2 separate regions of the Mus musculus genome follow, and region 2 is linked to region 1. A link is a loop called in an ENCODE intact Hi-C map of the cell type or tissue named here. Cell type or tissue: heart. All regions are shown on one strand.

The links. Peaks named below come from ENCODE experiments on the same cell type or tissue, not always from the same donor. Only the 100,000 strongest peaks of a DNase experiment are listed, where the experiment ranks them.
Region 2: a loop joins it to region 1, with 2.8 times the contacts of the local background. A loop is called at or near these places in 3 of 42 quality-filtered maps.

What each region holds. Positions count from the first base shown.
Region 1 is chr10:94,031,769-94,039,768 of GRCm38, reverse strand. It overlaps Vezt (vezatin, adherens junctions transmembrane protein), which reads left to right and starts at 3,970. Exons shown (of 12, transcript NM_172538.5): 1 at 3,970-4,099. The coding sequence starts at 4,064. Fgd6 (FYVE, RhoGEF and PH domain containing 6) reads right to left here and starts at 3,768. Exons shown (of 21, transcript NM_053072.3): 1 at 3,459-3,768. The coding sequence starts at 3,474. In heart, a CTCF peak has its summit at 3,794; a DNase peak (open chromatin) is centred at 3,808; H3K4me3 peaks cover 3,201 bases; H3K27ac peaks cover 2,134 bases.
Region 2 is chr10:94,195,931-94,203,930 of GRCm38, reverse strand. Nr2c1 (nuclear receptor subfamily 2, group C, member 1) reads right to left here. Exons shown (of 14, transcript NM_011629.3): 14 at 6,717-8,000. Ndufa12 (NADH:ubiquinone oxidoreductase subunit A12) reads right to left here and starts at 4,896. Exons shown (of 4, transcript NM_025551.4): 1 at 4,801-4,896; 2 at 3,899-3,981; 3 at 556-643. The coding sequence starts at 4,886. In heart, a CTCF peak has its summit at 4,633; a DNase peak (open chromatin) is centred at 4,940; H3K4me3 peaks cover 2,056 bases; H3K27ac peaks cover 1,422 bases.

The sequences.
Region 1 (8,000 bases):
TATTTTTAACTTCAATATCCAATTTAACATCAAATGGTGTTCTGAAGGCTAAAGAGATGACTCAGTTGTCAAGAGCCCAAGACATGGGCTGGCGAGATGGCTCAGCAGTTAAGAGCACTGACTGCTCTTCTGAAGGTCCTGAGTTCAAATCCCAGCAACCACATGGTGGCTCACAACCACCCGAAATGAGATCTGACACCCTCTTCTGGTGTGTTTGAAGACAGCAACAGTGTACTTATTTATAATAATAAAGAAATCTTTGGGCCGGAGCGAGCGGAGCCGACTAGAGCAAGCAGAGGTCCTGAATTCAATTCCACAACCACATGGAGGCTCACAACCATCTGAACAGCTACAGTGTACTCACATACATAAAATAAATAAATCTTTAAAAAAAAAGTGCAATACATACTGTTCCTATAGAAGAGCGGAGTTCAGTTCCTAGCACCTATGTGGCTAGGGTAGAGAGTGGGGGTTGGAGAGTTGGGAAGGGTTACAACCGACTGGAACTCCAGTTCTAGGGAATCCAACAACCTGCTCTGAACTCTGCTGGTGCCTGTGCTCACACGCACAAACCTCTACCTACTACACACAAATATATATACATACATATTTTACAAATAAATCCCTTTAAAAGATGATGTTTTCAAAAGCAAGCAGGGTGAACTTCAATAGGATCATTGTGTAATTCCTTAATGACTAATAGGAACAAGTGAGTGCCAAGTCACTGGTACAGCAATATATGAAACCTTTCCTTACTGTTAGTTCTTTATTTTTAGTTTTCGGAGACAGGCTTTGCAATGTAGCCCTGGATATCCCTGAACTGCAGTCTTCCTGGCTCACCCTCTCTGGTCCTGGGATTACAGAGGCACAACACTATGTCAGCTTCATTACTATTTTTTAAAATTATATATTATGTGGTGTGTGTGTGTGTGTGTGTGTATGTGTGTGTGTGTATTCCACTGCATACATGTGTTAGATGAAAACATGTAAGACTTGGTTCTCTCTTTTCATCACGTGGGTCCCCAGTGCCCAAACTCAGGTCAGCAGGCTGTGACAGGAAGAGCCTAACCACTGAGCCATCTCACTGGCCCTTATTATTTGTAATGCTTTGAAAGAAGAATGGCTCAAAACAACACCAATAAGACATTATGTTATGATTCACTCCAATGCTCAAAACCTATAGTCAGTACACACTGTTTGGAAATGAATGCTGCACCTCTGGATCTTGATATTAATATTAACATCCAGACCCAAATGCTTCCTTAGAGCAATTCGGCAAATCTTCTATTTACACAGCTGTCTGGCTGCAGGGGAAAGCGAAGGTAGAAAGGACCACTGCTGTCTTACTGCTATAAACAGATTTGTCATCTGTTACACACAGGTGGCCGTGGCTCACGAGCACACTCTCTCTCTGGGCTATTCCACGAGGCCCCAAACAAAACCGTACAGGCATGAATGAGAATAGTGAGATGTTTATGCACACTATGATGGAAAGCTACTTTTAATTAACTCTCTTTTATTCCATGTACTACTCAGAATACTTCAAAAAATCTCCTCTATGAGCTCACACTTCAACCGCTGTATAAAAACAAGCAAAACCAAAGCAAACTCTTCCTCGGGACACCTGTCACTTAAAGGTGGTACAACAGCCCCCTAATAATAAATTAGGCCACCCTTCCCAACTACACTAGATCAGGCTAAAACTAACGCTCTGCTTCATTAGTAATTTTCCCCAAAGCTTTAATAAATTTCATTATTATGAAACCCCCCCCCACACACACACACACGACTAGCAAGGAAATGTATGTATAACTTCATATAATGGGCAGGAAAGAGAAACCTCAGTCCTCTTCCGTATCCCCCTAGATGTAACAAAAACTTACAATAAATCTCATCAAATCGGTGAGCAAAAAAGTAATGATTCTCAGCAAGCCATTCTTAAAAAAAAAAAAAAATCAACTCACTCAGCTAGACACAGGAAGTGTCTCTCTTTTAAATACCACAAAAATGCTGTGGATTTCCTTAATTGTAAAGTTGATAAGTATAAAAATAGCTAGCCTTGTTCTGGATTAATTTGAAGAAAACAATCGTAAACTTCCTGACTGAATTCTAGAAATTTTAATTATTAAGTTTTAAGTTTTTATTTTAAATTAATTATATTAATTCAGTCATTTTAAAAAGCTGAACGATGGCGAGGGTACAGAAACTTGGGCTGAAAACGATCCGTTGTTTAAATGGAACACATCCCAAAACTGAGAGAAACGTTTGTAAATAACTCAGTGCATGATGATCACGTGATGAATGCACATCACTTCAAAGAGAATAAAGGTCTCACTTTCTTATTGTTACTAATTTCTTGCCTGTTTGAAGTAATCCGGATTTTGCCTAGCAGTGTGACTCCTTCAAGGCTTTAGAAGTACAAATCAGAACATTTAGTGTGTGTGCTCTCCTGACAGTTTTCAAGTTGCAGGAATGTTAAACAAACGCCAAAAAAAGCAAAGAAAATTTAATCTGATACTTAAGTGCTAATTCTAGACCTAACTGAAGTGAAACTTACGCTCTTTTACTACAAAATCTCTCATCAAAGTTTCTTCTGATGTGGATAAAGATGCCTTTAATATATCCCATACCTTATTAAATTCTGGCTTTGAAAATGTGCTGTGTTCTTATAAAGAGACTGTCCCTTGGACACAAATTTGGAAGATTAGAAACTGTTCCTTAAAAAGGTCACAACACAATGAGCCAAAGTGCTTAAATTCACACAAAGGTAAGGAGAGGCTTTGTCATTTGGGTGAGTGGAAAGGAGGCAGACTGAAAATAGGGCTTTGTTTACACAGTCCAGGTACGAGGGGGGTGGGGGGGGGAGGAAGAAAGGAAGGAAGGAAGGAAGGAAGGAAGGAAGGAAGGAAGGAAGGAAGGAAGGAAGGAAGGAAGGAAGGAAAAGGTGAAGATGAGCAAAAAACAGGGAGGGGTAGGTGCAGGGGAGGGGGCAACTCGGTTTTGTTTTATTTTACCAACTAATAGTCCATACTCACTCAGGTAATAGGGCTCAAAACACCAGGGTGCAAACAGCTCTATCCAACCCTCCTTACAAGCGCGAAGAGTTTCAGTCAATAAATACTAGGTTTTCAAGCAACGCGGGCTAGTGGCGGAGTTTCTTCAACTCGCTGGAAAACTGTCCTAGCTTAGAATAACTGACTCCTCCACACCGGACTCCACGCTTCCCACACCGCGCACAGGCAGCGACAGCGCCTAAGTCACGGAACCCGAGCAAGCTCCGCGACGCCGTCCCATCACCTGGGCTCAGGGGTGGGGGACGCATCCCGGGGACCCCACAGCGGGCGCGGGCGACCGGCGCCAGTCCCGCACCGCCCACCCGCGGGGAACGCAGCGGGAGCCGGAGCCCGCCGGCGCCCGCCGCGACTACTCCCCAGCCCGGCGCGAGCGCAGCCACTTACCCGCGGCAGAAGTCATGACTGCCCCGCGCGGCTCACGCCCTCAGTCCATGGCTCCCGTTCAGTCCACACTCCCCAGAGTTTGAGCAGAAGACAAAAGTCCCCGCAGCGCCCACATTCCGTCCCGCACCGCCTGAGCGCCTCACAAAGGACGGACGCCGGCTCCCGCGACCCTCCGGCGGACCCGGGCGCTAGCGGCCAGCGACAGGGGGACGTGCACGAGCGCCGCTCCGCCGCGCTCCGGGACGATCGCCAGGCGCGCGCACGAGAGGAGATCGCAGCGGCTTCGCGGACGCGCGCCCCACCTCAACTTGAGAGAAAAATCCGCGCTCCAGGCGCCCCCTAGTAGTCAGGGGATGTAAAAGGCAGACAAAAGCCATAGCTCTCTCCAATAGGAGCTCTGGAACGCCCGCCCGCTCCCGCCCCTCCAGCCTACACGCTCACCCTCTTCTCCAATAAGCAGGTCGGAAAGGGGCGTGGGTCGCGATGCATGCCGGGAGTTGTAGTTTTCAGTGCCCCCGAGGTGGGCAGGAGCCGAAGCCTGGGTGCTGCCCGCCCTCCTGCCTTCATTTCCCATCGTGCTGAGGCGGGTGGTATGGCGGAGAAGGATGACACCGGAGTTTGACGAAGAGGTGGTTTTTGAGGTGAGGAGAAAATGGCGGGGAGTGTGGACCGTCTTTGTTTCCGAAGGACTAAAGGAAGAGCGAGAAGGCAAAGCGATTCAGAGGGGAGGGATAGGGTGACGGGCGCCTGCGGGCCTGGGTCCCCAATCCTCCGCTGTTTCGGGGCCTACTTGCTGCAGCCGCCTGACAGGTATAGCTCAGGGGATCCTGGCGTGGTTGGCCTCTGCCCCGAGCTCGCCCAGAATTCCCAGACCCGGCGCAATTGACCGGCCCTGGGCGGGAGCCTTGATCGGTTCTTACCCTATGGCTGCACCGCCCTGGACTGCGCCTCGTTGGGGCGGGGCCGAAACGTGCTGGATATTCTGTCTACTACTTAACCTCCTTCCCTTTTTATCTTTGATTTTTGCGGGCCTGTTAATCCATAAGTGCCTCCGGTCATCATCATCATCATAATCATCATCATCAAGGTGTGGCCTCTGGAATGCAGGCAGGCAGCAGGTGCCTTTCTATGTGGGGTTTAAGGTCTGTTAAGTGAGACCTGTGGCCAATGGTGTGAGCTCTGGCGTCTCAGCACCTAGGTTCCATTCTTTTGTCCTTGCTGTTGCGCTAAGTGTAGCCAGTTCTGAATGGAAGCTCTGGTCTGGATGTGAATGCTTTTGTGTTGGACTATTTTAAGATGTCTCTGCCATCTTGAATTTAAAAAATAAAGCCTAGTTAATGGCTTTAGTGCCATTTTTACCCCATCAGACAGGTCAATACCCACACCCTGGAACGTGTATGTGTATGTATTGAATATGTATGCCATACTTTCCCTCAGCCAACTAGATTTCAGGGAATTCATACAAGAGAAAGAGAAGAAATCCCCCGTGGTGTATAATGGGAGGGTGAGGTACGGTACAGAATGTGAAGTATTGAGATATCTAAAAACTGCCCGTGGAAGCATAATTTGGAACCCATTGTCCACTCATAGCACTTTAAAAAGCTACACACAGCAAGTGATACCCTAGGTAAATCTTCAGCTCTGAATGAAATTAGGAAGATTGATGGGAGAAAATGTACTCCAGGAAAAGGGTTTTATGTATGCCAAAGATCGGGGTGGGGTGACAATACTGAACGTGCAGCTTTAGGGGCTGGAGTATGGAGGGTTGCAAAGTGACTTAATATAGCTACAGTATCGAGGAGGGAAATATGACTGCTTTGCTATTATGAAGGGTCTAGATATGAGGACTTGAGTAGAGAGGACAAAGGCATACATTTTGGAAGTCAGAAAAATTAATACTGACTTGGATATTCATCTCTAATATGAAATTGAGGGAATGGCTACAGATTGAATGTGGGAGATAAAGAGGAGAAAAAAGTAGGTGGCTGAAATTTTTATTTTTTTACCCTGCTTTCTTTGGTTTCTGGACATAATAAGTGTGTTTTTGGTTTGCAGAGTTTTATTGGTCTGGGGATGTAGTTCAATGGGTAGAGCGCTTGGCTTGAATGCACAAGTCTCTTGGTTCAATTGGCAGCGCCACACAAACCTGATAGGGTGGTATACACGTGCCTGGGATTCCAGCACTCAAAAGGTGCTTTTAAGAGCATCATAAGAACTTCAAAGTATCAGCTACTTAGTGAGTTAGAGACTAGGGTGAGATAGGAGAGACCCTATCTTAGAAAACATTTTGTTACAAAAGATAAAAGCAAAAAAAAAAAAGATCTTGGAAGTTTCAAATGTGTGACTATGTTTGCATGGGGTTTTGTTTTGGTTTGGTTTGGTTTTCTAGTGTGAAAGATGTACCACAGAGTTTTGAATCTATTTTTATGTAAATTTAACTTTGTCATTAATCTTGTTCCCACTCATCCACTCCCTTTTCTTTTCGGAGATAGAAAGGGTCTTAGTATGGAATCCAAGCTGGTCTTGAACTTTGAACTCTCCCATCTTAGCCTCCTGGTATTATAGGTGTATCCCATCATGTCCCACAATAATATAAACATTATGTTTCTTAGATTTACATTTATAGATTTATTAAGCATTTAAAAATTTGGTGCTAGGGGTTGAACTCATGGCTTCCCCATGCTTAATAAGTACTCTCAGCCTAGCTTCTTAAAAATTGATTTACATGAATTCTCCTTCTGTTTTCTTTTCTGTTGGTCAGTGCATTGCTTTTATGTTTTATTATTTTATGTGCATGGATAGTTTGCCTGCATGGATGTCTATGCACCACATGTGTGCTTGGTGCTCTTGGAGACTAGAAGAGTGTGTGAGATCCCCTGTAACTAGAGTTATAAACAGTTGTGAGCCTACATGTGGGTGCTGGTGACTGAACCCCCCAGCCCCCGTCCTCTGGAAGAGCAATCAATGCTCTTAACATCTCGTTAGCCTCTGCATGAATTATTCATCTACTGCTTTGCCATTATCATATGTGTAGACTTACTGTTCCAGCTCTCTGCTTAACTTTTTGATTATTGTCACACGAGAGTATACATAAGGCATATACACATACCAAGAGCGTACACAACGATGGGTGTGCGAATAATAAGTGGAACATCACTAACACCACTGCCTCCTTCCTGCTGTTTGTCAGTTTCTGGTTCCCACCCTAAGGATAAGTACTACTCAGAACTGTAATGACTAACCCAGATTAGTTTCATCTGCTCTTACTGTCTGTACACTGTCAGGCATCACTTACATACTTTCTTTTTCTTTTTCCTTGCTGCTTTGTGACATTCATTTATATAATTACCTATGCATTTTTTTGATACAGTATTCCATGTGACTATATGGCTCTTTTTAATCAGGTCTTCTGAGGGATGTACATTAGGTAGTTTCTGCTTTGAAATTGTTGTAAATAGTATTACTGAGGACTTTTCTTTATTACTATTATTAATAATATATGTATGAGTACATTGCCTCTATCTTCAGACACACCAGAAGAGAGCATCAAATCCCATTACAGGTGGTTGTGAGCCACCATGTGGTTGCTGGGAATTGAACTCAAGACCTCTGAAGAACAGTCAGTGCTCTTAACCTCTGAGCCAATGTGCGGTTTTGGTAAGCATATTTTTTTTGTTGGGTATATACTTAGAACTGAAAATGCTAAATTATAGAAAAGAGATGTATTTGCCTTACATAGATACTCTAAAGCAGTTATGGACACTCCTGTCAGCAGCATGTAAGAGGTCTCCTTATACCATATCCTCACCAGCACTCTTTCAGCTTTTGTATCCGTCTGATAGATGTGTATTGTTACTTTTGTGTGTTTTTCATTTCTGTATCGTCAGTATGGAACTTAAGATGACCACTGTGAGTCTTTATATTGGTTTTTCTCTTACTATTAAAAAAAACTGTGTACAAAGGTACAATTCCTTCATTATATATCTACCCGACATCTCTTAGGGTATATGTATGTGGCTTCTGCACATTTTTAAAAGTAAATTTTTATTACATGTGTGTGTGTGTGTGTGTGTATGTGTGTGTGTGTATGTCAGAAGCCAATTTGCAAGTGTTGATTCTCAGCTTCTACCATGTAGGACCTGAAGTCAAATTCATGACGTGGCAGCAAGTCCCTTTGTCCACTGAGCCATCTCAGTGGCAGCTTCTGTACTCTTAACAGTTCATTGCAAAGAATACAGTCTCCTAAATTCATTCAAATCCACTTGATCTTTTTTTCTTGTATGTATGGATAATGCTCCAAGGAAATACTCGTGTAACCCTAAAATCACAAAGATGTTTTCTCTAAAAGTTTTGGCCTTTTGCAATTGATCTGCTATTTTTTCCCCAATATGCATATCTGGTTGGCCTGGCATCATCATTTCCCCCACTAAAATGTGTTGCCTGTGTTATAAATTGGAGCACCACCTTGTTTTATTGAGACAGGCCCCATTACGTAGTCCTGGCTGGCCTGGAACTCACTATGTAGAATAGTTCAGACTCACA
Region 2 (8,000 bases), 160 kb before region 1:
CACACACACACACACACACACACACACACACACACACACGCACGCACGCACGCACGCACGCACGCACGCGCACACACACACACACACACACACACACACACACACACACACACACTATGTCATTTAACATGCCTTCAGGCTGAACAGGGGCAGCACTTTCAGTGCACAGAAGACAGAAGTGAGAAGGATTTCTAAGATCAGCTTCAGGACCACGAGGCTTCTGCTTGTTTTTTCTCGAGCTTGCACCTGAAGAACCACAGGTGTGAAGGCATTTCGACTACAGCCTCTGCCACTAGCATCAGCTGCCGCCTGCTTAGAGAACATGTCTTCAGATGAGTCTAAGATTCTGTCTCGCAGGGCAGAGACAGCCATCTTGCTTTGCTTAGAGCCCCTGACTCACAGAGTATGAGAAAAGGAGTGATTGTGGCTCAAGGCACGGCAGCTGTGGAGTAACTTAAGACCCCTGCGACCTGAAGCAGACTCTCTCACTGTGAGTACCTTTCCTCTACTGTGAAGTGAATACTGCCTGTCCTATACCCCGTTGACTTCGCTTACCACTCAGGAGGCACCATGCTTCCATCCACATCCCAGAATGTGTTTTTGCCGTTCATCTCGGTGGTGTAGATGACCCATCGGTGGCGGCCTGAGTGGGAGGAGGGAGAAGATAGTTTCTGAAGTGTACGCACATAAAACCGGAAAGACTGTATCATTTTGTTCTAACATAACAGTGTGTCCGAGGGATGACATCCTGCTGTACCATGAAGCCAGCTGCATCACAGAGCAGGGATGGAGCTAGGGTTGGGCTCACAACCTTTTCACAGTGGAGAACCCTTGCTTCTCCCCGACGTCTGACCCAGAATGAGCACGAGGAGGCACGCTTGGCCCCCTCTGCTTAGGGAATTCCCAGAAAAGAAAGTTCTCCAGGAACCAGAGCAAAAACGTACTCACAACAGCACACATTAATTCTGGGTTTCTAAATAAACTGCATCCATAAGGAACACTGTGGTCCTTTGGAAATATTTGAGTCTTATGTAATGGTGACTATTATAAATGGTGGTTAGTTAAGAGGACAGTTCACGGCATCAAAACACTATGGCTGCCTTACTATTTATCAGCTCTCTGTGAAATGAGCTGGGTAACCTACCTACTATTTCCAAAACTGTTCCCAAGGTGGAAAGAGAACTAGTCCCGAAAGTGCTTACCTCGCAAGCACAAGGACTGGAGCTTGATCCCCAGAGCTCACATTAAATGAAAAGAAATAGATGGATGCCAGGCATGGCAGTGGGTAACACCAACTCAGGCAGAGGCAGGTGGATCCCTAGGGCAAACTGGCTGGGCCAGCCCAGCCTACTTGGTGAATTCCAGGCCAGTGGAAGGAAAAAAGGTGAATGGGACCTGAGACACAATACCCAAGGTTGTCCTCTGGCCTACACACCCACACAGTCCACATACTACAAACACACACACACACACACACACACACACACACACACACACACACACCATACTACACATATACACTCAACATTGTGTACACGTACACTACACAGATCACATATTACACACATATACCAATATTGTACACACATACTACACATAGCACATACTACATACACATCACATATTAAACACAAACATGTACCCAACGTAGTACACACACATACTATACATAGCATATACTACATACACACATACCTCCAATATAGTATACAAATACACACACATACACCCCAAAAGCTCATAGACCCATTGACAGGACAGCTGAATTCCAGAGCAGACTGAGTGGCACAGAAAACACATATCACAGAAAAGCAGAAGAATGGATAACTAAACATGAACTGCAATCCAACAGGTCAGTTATACACAAGTCATTTGCAATTTCAATTCAAGGAGACCTGATGTCTCCATGGACAGCAGGCAGGCATGTGGCACATGGACATACACACAGGCAAAACCCATAAAATAAAGTAATTAATATTATATAAATAAAATAAATAGATAATTTTTATGTTGAAAGTTCATGTTCACACTTGGCAACTCCACTTCTAGGAATTTGTTTTTAGACTATGTATTTATTTTTTAAAAATTCTTTTTAAAAATTGTATGTGTTTTGCCTGAGTACGTATGTACGTATGTGCACCCCATGTGTGCCTGGTACCCGTGGAGGCCAGAAGAAGGCATCAGATTCCCCTGGAACTGGAGTTCCAGAGAGCTGTGAGCTGCCAGGTGGGTGCTATGAACTGAACCCAAGGCTCTGCAAGAGCAGCCAGAGCTCTTAATCACAGAGTTGTCTCTCTGGCCCTCATTCAAGCCTTTAAAACATGCATAAGTCGCAGTATTAAAATACAAGTAAAATTACAGGGGCCAGTGAGATGGCCGCAGGTAAAGGGGCTTGTGGCTAAGTGTGAGGGCCTGAGTTCAATCCCTGCATCCTATACTATGGAAGGAGAGAACTGACTCCCACATGTTGTTCTCTGACACACGTGCACCCCGGCACTCAAACAGCCACGCATGAAAACACATTTAAGTACATGTGATTAAAACCTTCTAGAAAGAAAATAATAATAAAGTCACAACAGAAGGCGCTTCCTACGTTCTCTCCTTTTCTTTTTATCCCTGAACCTAGGGCCGACAAGGACAGTTCCCGGTCACCGAACCACTTGATATTCTCACCTCAGCTTTCACTCTTTATTTTATATGACAAATTTTAATATTTTCAATACTACCTATCATTCTAACAATTAGCAAAAATAAAGGTACTTATATTTTAGTGTGAGACGAGAAGAAAGAAGAGGGAGAAGGAAAGTTACTTTAATTCCTAACAACAAAATACTGAGTAGAAAGAATATCTCCCTGGGGCTCTGTTGCCATTTCTGTCATATGATCAAGTCTCTTTGGCGAAGACATTTCCTCAAGGTTTGGCTGCGTCATCTATGAAAACCTGTTTTTGGGGTTTTGTTTGATAGGGTTTCTATGCAGTCCAGGCTATCCTGGCTAGCCTCAGACCTTTGGCAATTCTCTTGCCCCTGCCTTCAGAGTACTTGGACCACAGGAGCCACGATGCTCCAGCTCAGATTACTTAAAATCTGACCAAAGCTTAAAGTTCTGTGGTTTGTGTTTAAAATGTTATGGTTGGCCGGGCGGTGGTGGTGCACGCCTTTAGTCCCAGCACTTGGGAGGCAGAGGCAGGCGGATTTCTGAGTTCGAGGCCAGCCTGGTCTACAGAGTGAGTTCCAGGACAGCCAGGGCTACACAGAGAAACCCTGTCTCAAAAAAAAAAAAAAAAAAAAAAAAAAAAAAAAAAAAAAAAAGAAAATGTTACAGAATAAGATGCAAACGTCTGGGGCACCAACTTGCAGCCACATAAGTCTGGCTTACACACCTCTACAGAATAGTATGAGGTGATAGATGGCTTGGCTTCTTCACCTGAAAGATGAGGTCTGGGGTCGTTGAAGGGTGTACTTCAGGTCACTATGTATGGTGGCAGGTGCCCAAACTGGCTGAGCCATCCCCTCTGCCCACGTTTTAAATTTCCTATTGAGTTTTCCGTTCCAAGTCACTTAGTATCTGTTCATGCATGATGTCAAAACTAGACTCTGAATCCTAACCCCATCCATTTATACACACACACACACACACACACACACACACACACACACACACACACACACAAAATCTATAAATACTGGGCTGGAGAGATGGCTCAGCGGTTAAGAGCACCGACTGCTCTTCCAGAGGTCCTGAGTTCAAACCCCAGCAACCACATGGTGGCTCACAACCATTTGTAACAAGATCTGACACCCTCTTCAGGGGTGTCTGAAGACAGCTACAGTGTACTTACATATAATAATAAAATAAATCTTAAAAAAATAAAAGAAAAAGAAAATACTGCACTCACCAAAAAATTGCTTGTTGTCTTCGTAGTATTTATTTCCATATTTGTCTTCTCCCACCAGTGTACCAATCCTTATATCATTTGCCCTTTAAGAAGTACACAGAGGAAAAAAAAGGCATCTCAGAATGATTCACACTGTTCAAGACAAACCCAGAAACAGACCGTACCACCGACTGTTTCTGCATCGACACAAGAACGAGATGCTACGGGGGATGCTCGCTGCTTGTACACCTCTAGCCTTCAGCCGAAGGCTCTTGCCACTCAACGCTCACGAATTAACTTTCTGGCAAAGAGCTCTGGAGTCTCCTGTGTTGTCCCAGCAGCATGCAGACAGGTGTGTGTGTGTGGGGGGGGTAATCAACCAAACAACTGATGTGCTTAGATTGCATATAAAACACTACTTTCCAGCTACGGTCCACGTATGTAGATACGTGCACCCTGAGACACTAAGTTAGCAAAACCTTCAGGCAGTCAAAGTACTTCATCATCTTCGTATTACGAGTGTCCCCTGGATTATTCACTGGTCCTCCGGATTTGCTGCGATTTATGGGGCTAATCGGGACTAGCATGATCGCCACCTTCAACTTCTTACTGTACACAGTGCAGAGGAAAACTTGCCCAAGGTCACCGTGAGGGGTAGAGGGGTTGCTATGCTAAGCCTCATTACACCCCAGGACTCGAGCCCGGAGCATCCCGGCTACCCTAGCACCTGCGTCACAGCTCCGCCACTAGGGGCTGAGTAGGGCCCAGAGACGTCTCAGTCCAAGGAACTCAACTCTTGGGACTGAACTTGTCCTTGACCGGATCCCTGGACCTCCAAAGTGATCTAATCTGAGCTCCTTTCCAGGAAAGCAGCCAGCGGAGGTGCGTCCCCAGAGACCCAGGGTCTAGCCCTGGCCTCCTACCTGAAGAAAACCCGTAGGAGGCCCCGCAGGCCGCCGTGGCCGGTGACCTGCTGCACGCCGCGCTTCAGGACCTCCACCAGCTCCATTCTCATCTGCATGGTCCGCCCCTTCCGTGTTCGGGTAAAACCCGCCGGGCGGAAGACGAGATACTCAAGGCGCCACCGTTTGGAGGTTCCTGCTCGTCAACCGGCCGCGGAGGTCGTTCTACGCAGGCGCAGAGCTGGAGGTCGCGCAGGGAGGATTATCTGGGGTTTTACAGTACAGGTTGGTGTCTTCCTAAAGGTGAAATTAATGTTTTCGGAGGCTGTACCCAGAAAGCGACCCTGCGGGGAGAAGTACGCCAAGCAAAGCTTTCCCAGATGGGAGTTTCTCCTGTCGAAATAAGTTTCTTCCTCCAGACAACGATGACGCACATTCCAAAAATTCCTTATAGCACTAGAAGCTAAGAAATGCATTACTGACCCCACAGCGGTATTGTACATTTAATACAGAGTGCGTATGATTTTGAATTCATTAAGCGTCGGTATGCTGGTAGATGAGTGATGAAGAATTGCAAAGAATAAGATTAAGTAAAATACCTGAAGGATTTGTTATTTTATTGTTGCAAGGTGTAAGCACAGACACTAGGTAGACTTCATCACAGAGTTAGTGCTTTACAAAATAATAAAATAAATAAACAATACTGGCAAACCCCTAGCCATAAAAAAGAAAAAGAAAAGAAAAGAAAGAAGAAACTAGGATTAATAAAATTAAAGATTAAAAATAGTTAAGTGTCAAGTCGACAAGGCTGGCCAGATTGCGAACCTCGGGAATACACCTGCCTCCACATCCCTGGAACTGAGTCTACAAAGGTGCCACCATACCCGAATTTTCTACATGGGCTCTGAGCTGTAACTTCTTTTCTCACGCTTGCAAGGTAGGCTAAGATCAAACCCAGGTCCTTGGCAAGAGCAGCTAATATTCTTAATTTCATTTTAAAAATATTTTGCGTTATTTGCATATTGTTTCCAAGCCCTGTGTGTCTTTACATATTCCTCACAATATGTATGTTTTTTGATGACTAGAATGCAGGGGAGTCACAGGAGACTTCTGATAGCAGGATAGAAGGCAAATTGGCCTCCAGCTCTTTCCCTTAGAACACAGCCAGTAGGCAGTAAGGAGCAGAACAGAGAGACTCTGGCCATGCCCAGATTCTGTCCCACTGCAAGTCCCAGCTAACAGCCACTAATACTCAGTGACTACAGAGATTTAAACCCATGATTTCTGCCAGACCCCTGTTCTGACTGAATGGAGATAGGTTGTCCCTGACCACCTCTGTCTGTATTATACATTCATGTGAAAATGCACACTTCTAACTGGTAGGTTTGGGGTGGCTAACCGCAAAACCTTGATGCTTGACATACTGCCAATAGTTTTGAAGCCCCTTCTATATCCTTCCCCGTTTGCACCTTCCTCCTCCCTTCCCAACTATTACCTAGACTTGATGCTCTTGCTTCTTGACTACATTTTATATGTATATGTACATGTAAATGTACTGTTACACAGATGTAACAGTAAACTAGTTAAATCATATTCTCTATGCTTTATGTACTTATTCAAATCGATGCAGGTTTTCTTTGTTTATATAATCTTAAACTCCATGTGTGTGTGGGGAGCACAAAGGAAAGAGACTGAACTCAGATAGCTGCATTTCCACAGAAAGTGCTCTGACCCTCTAAGCCATCTTGCCATTATTTTTGTTCTTAAAATGCTTATATGATTTTTCTCCCTTCTACTGCTGGAGACTGAACCTAGGGCCTTGTAAATGCTAACCTAAGCACAAGCTCTCCCACTGGGATGCCCTATGACGCAGAGGGCATCCAATCACCAAATAAATAGGTCATTGAAATAAAATACATTGACAGGATACAGAAATTTGTAATGCAAGTCACATTTTAATACAGTTTTAAAAAGACTTCCCAATGTAACTACAAATTTCATCAGGAAAAATATCTCAAAGAAATAACCATTAGGACACTTTTTTTTTTTTGGTGAATCCTTGGCTTATTATCTTGAGATGATAAAGGTATCAAAGGAGCCAACATTTTGACACTGTGATATGACATCGTCATCTACAGATGTGCTGGGATGCAGGTTACACATGCCCTACTGAGACTTTCTGCGTGAGCATTTTATGCTCTATGCACTATTCCCTGGCAGCTTCTTATAAATAGAACTGTTGACAGGATGAAACAGGAAATAAAGCCCTCCTAGTAAGTTGGTAACATTTGCAAGACTACACTTTTAAACTTTTTGTTACTACTGTTAGTAGTAAAATCCACCACCCCCCATAGAAAAATTCAGCAAAACTTTTTATTAATAATAAAGAATGTAATCTAACTGCAATAAAATCTCTGTGTTTGAAAAATAAATACCAGCGTGTGGTGCATGTCTATAATCCCAGCAACGGGGAGTGGGAGGCAGGAAGATAACGGCAAACTTGAGTTCAGCTTGGGCTGGGTAGCAAGATCCTGTCTCAAGAAAACAAAACAGAGATGTGGAAAAGAAGGACGGAGAGAGGGAGAGGGAGAAAGAAGAAAGGGAAGAGGAGAGATGGGGGGAGAAGATCAACAAATAGATGAACAGATTTACTAAAGGAATCCATTATAAAATCAGTACAAAGAGCGACTGATGCCTGTCATATTGGTGTGGAAGACTGAGGAGTCTAAAATGCTTTGGTTGTAGCAAATAATGAAACTTGAGGTTGTTAGAGCAGCCTTCCTCGGCTCTGCAGGGAAAAGAATCAGTGCAGAGTCTTTTGCCTTTATGAATTATCAATTGCTTGAATTATTTAACTCACCTTGGAACCATATTGGCTTTGATAATTGCATTACTTAGCAAACTGGGTGAGTTTTTTTAAAAAGGACCCAATAAAAACGGCTAAAGGCCAGGGCAGGGTGAAAAAGCTGAACCCCCGTCTGAGAAGAGGATAGATGCTTTCTGTGGAATGAAAAAAGCAACTACTTTAGTATCCATTCTAAAATACTAATACATCCTGGGGGCAGTCTGTACTATGTTTAAAACACAGTAAACCCCCAAATTTAAAACAGGATCCCCATCTTATTCTCAAGACTAATTTTCTACCGCAATGAATAAAAGTGCTTATAACTAATAATCTACTACACTATGAAAGAAAATACAAATGGCTTGTGTCTCATTGC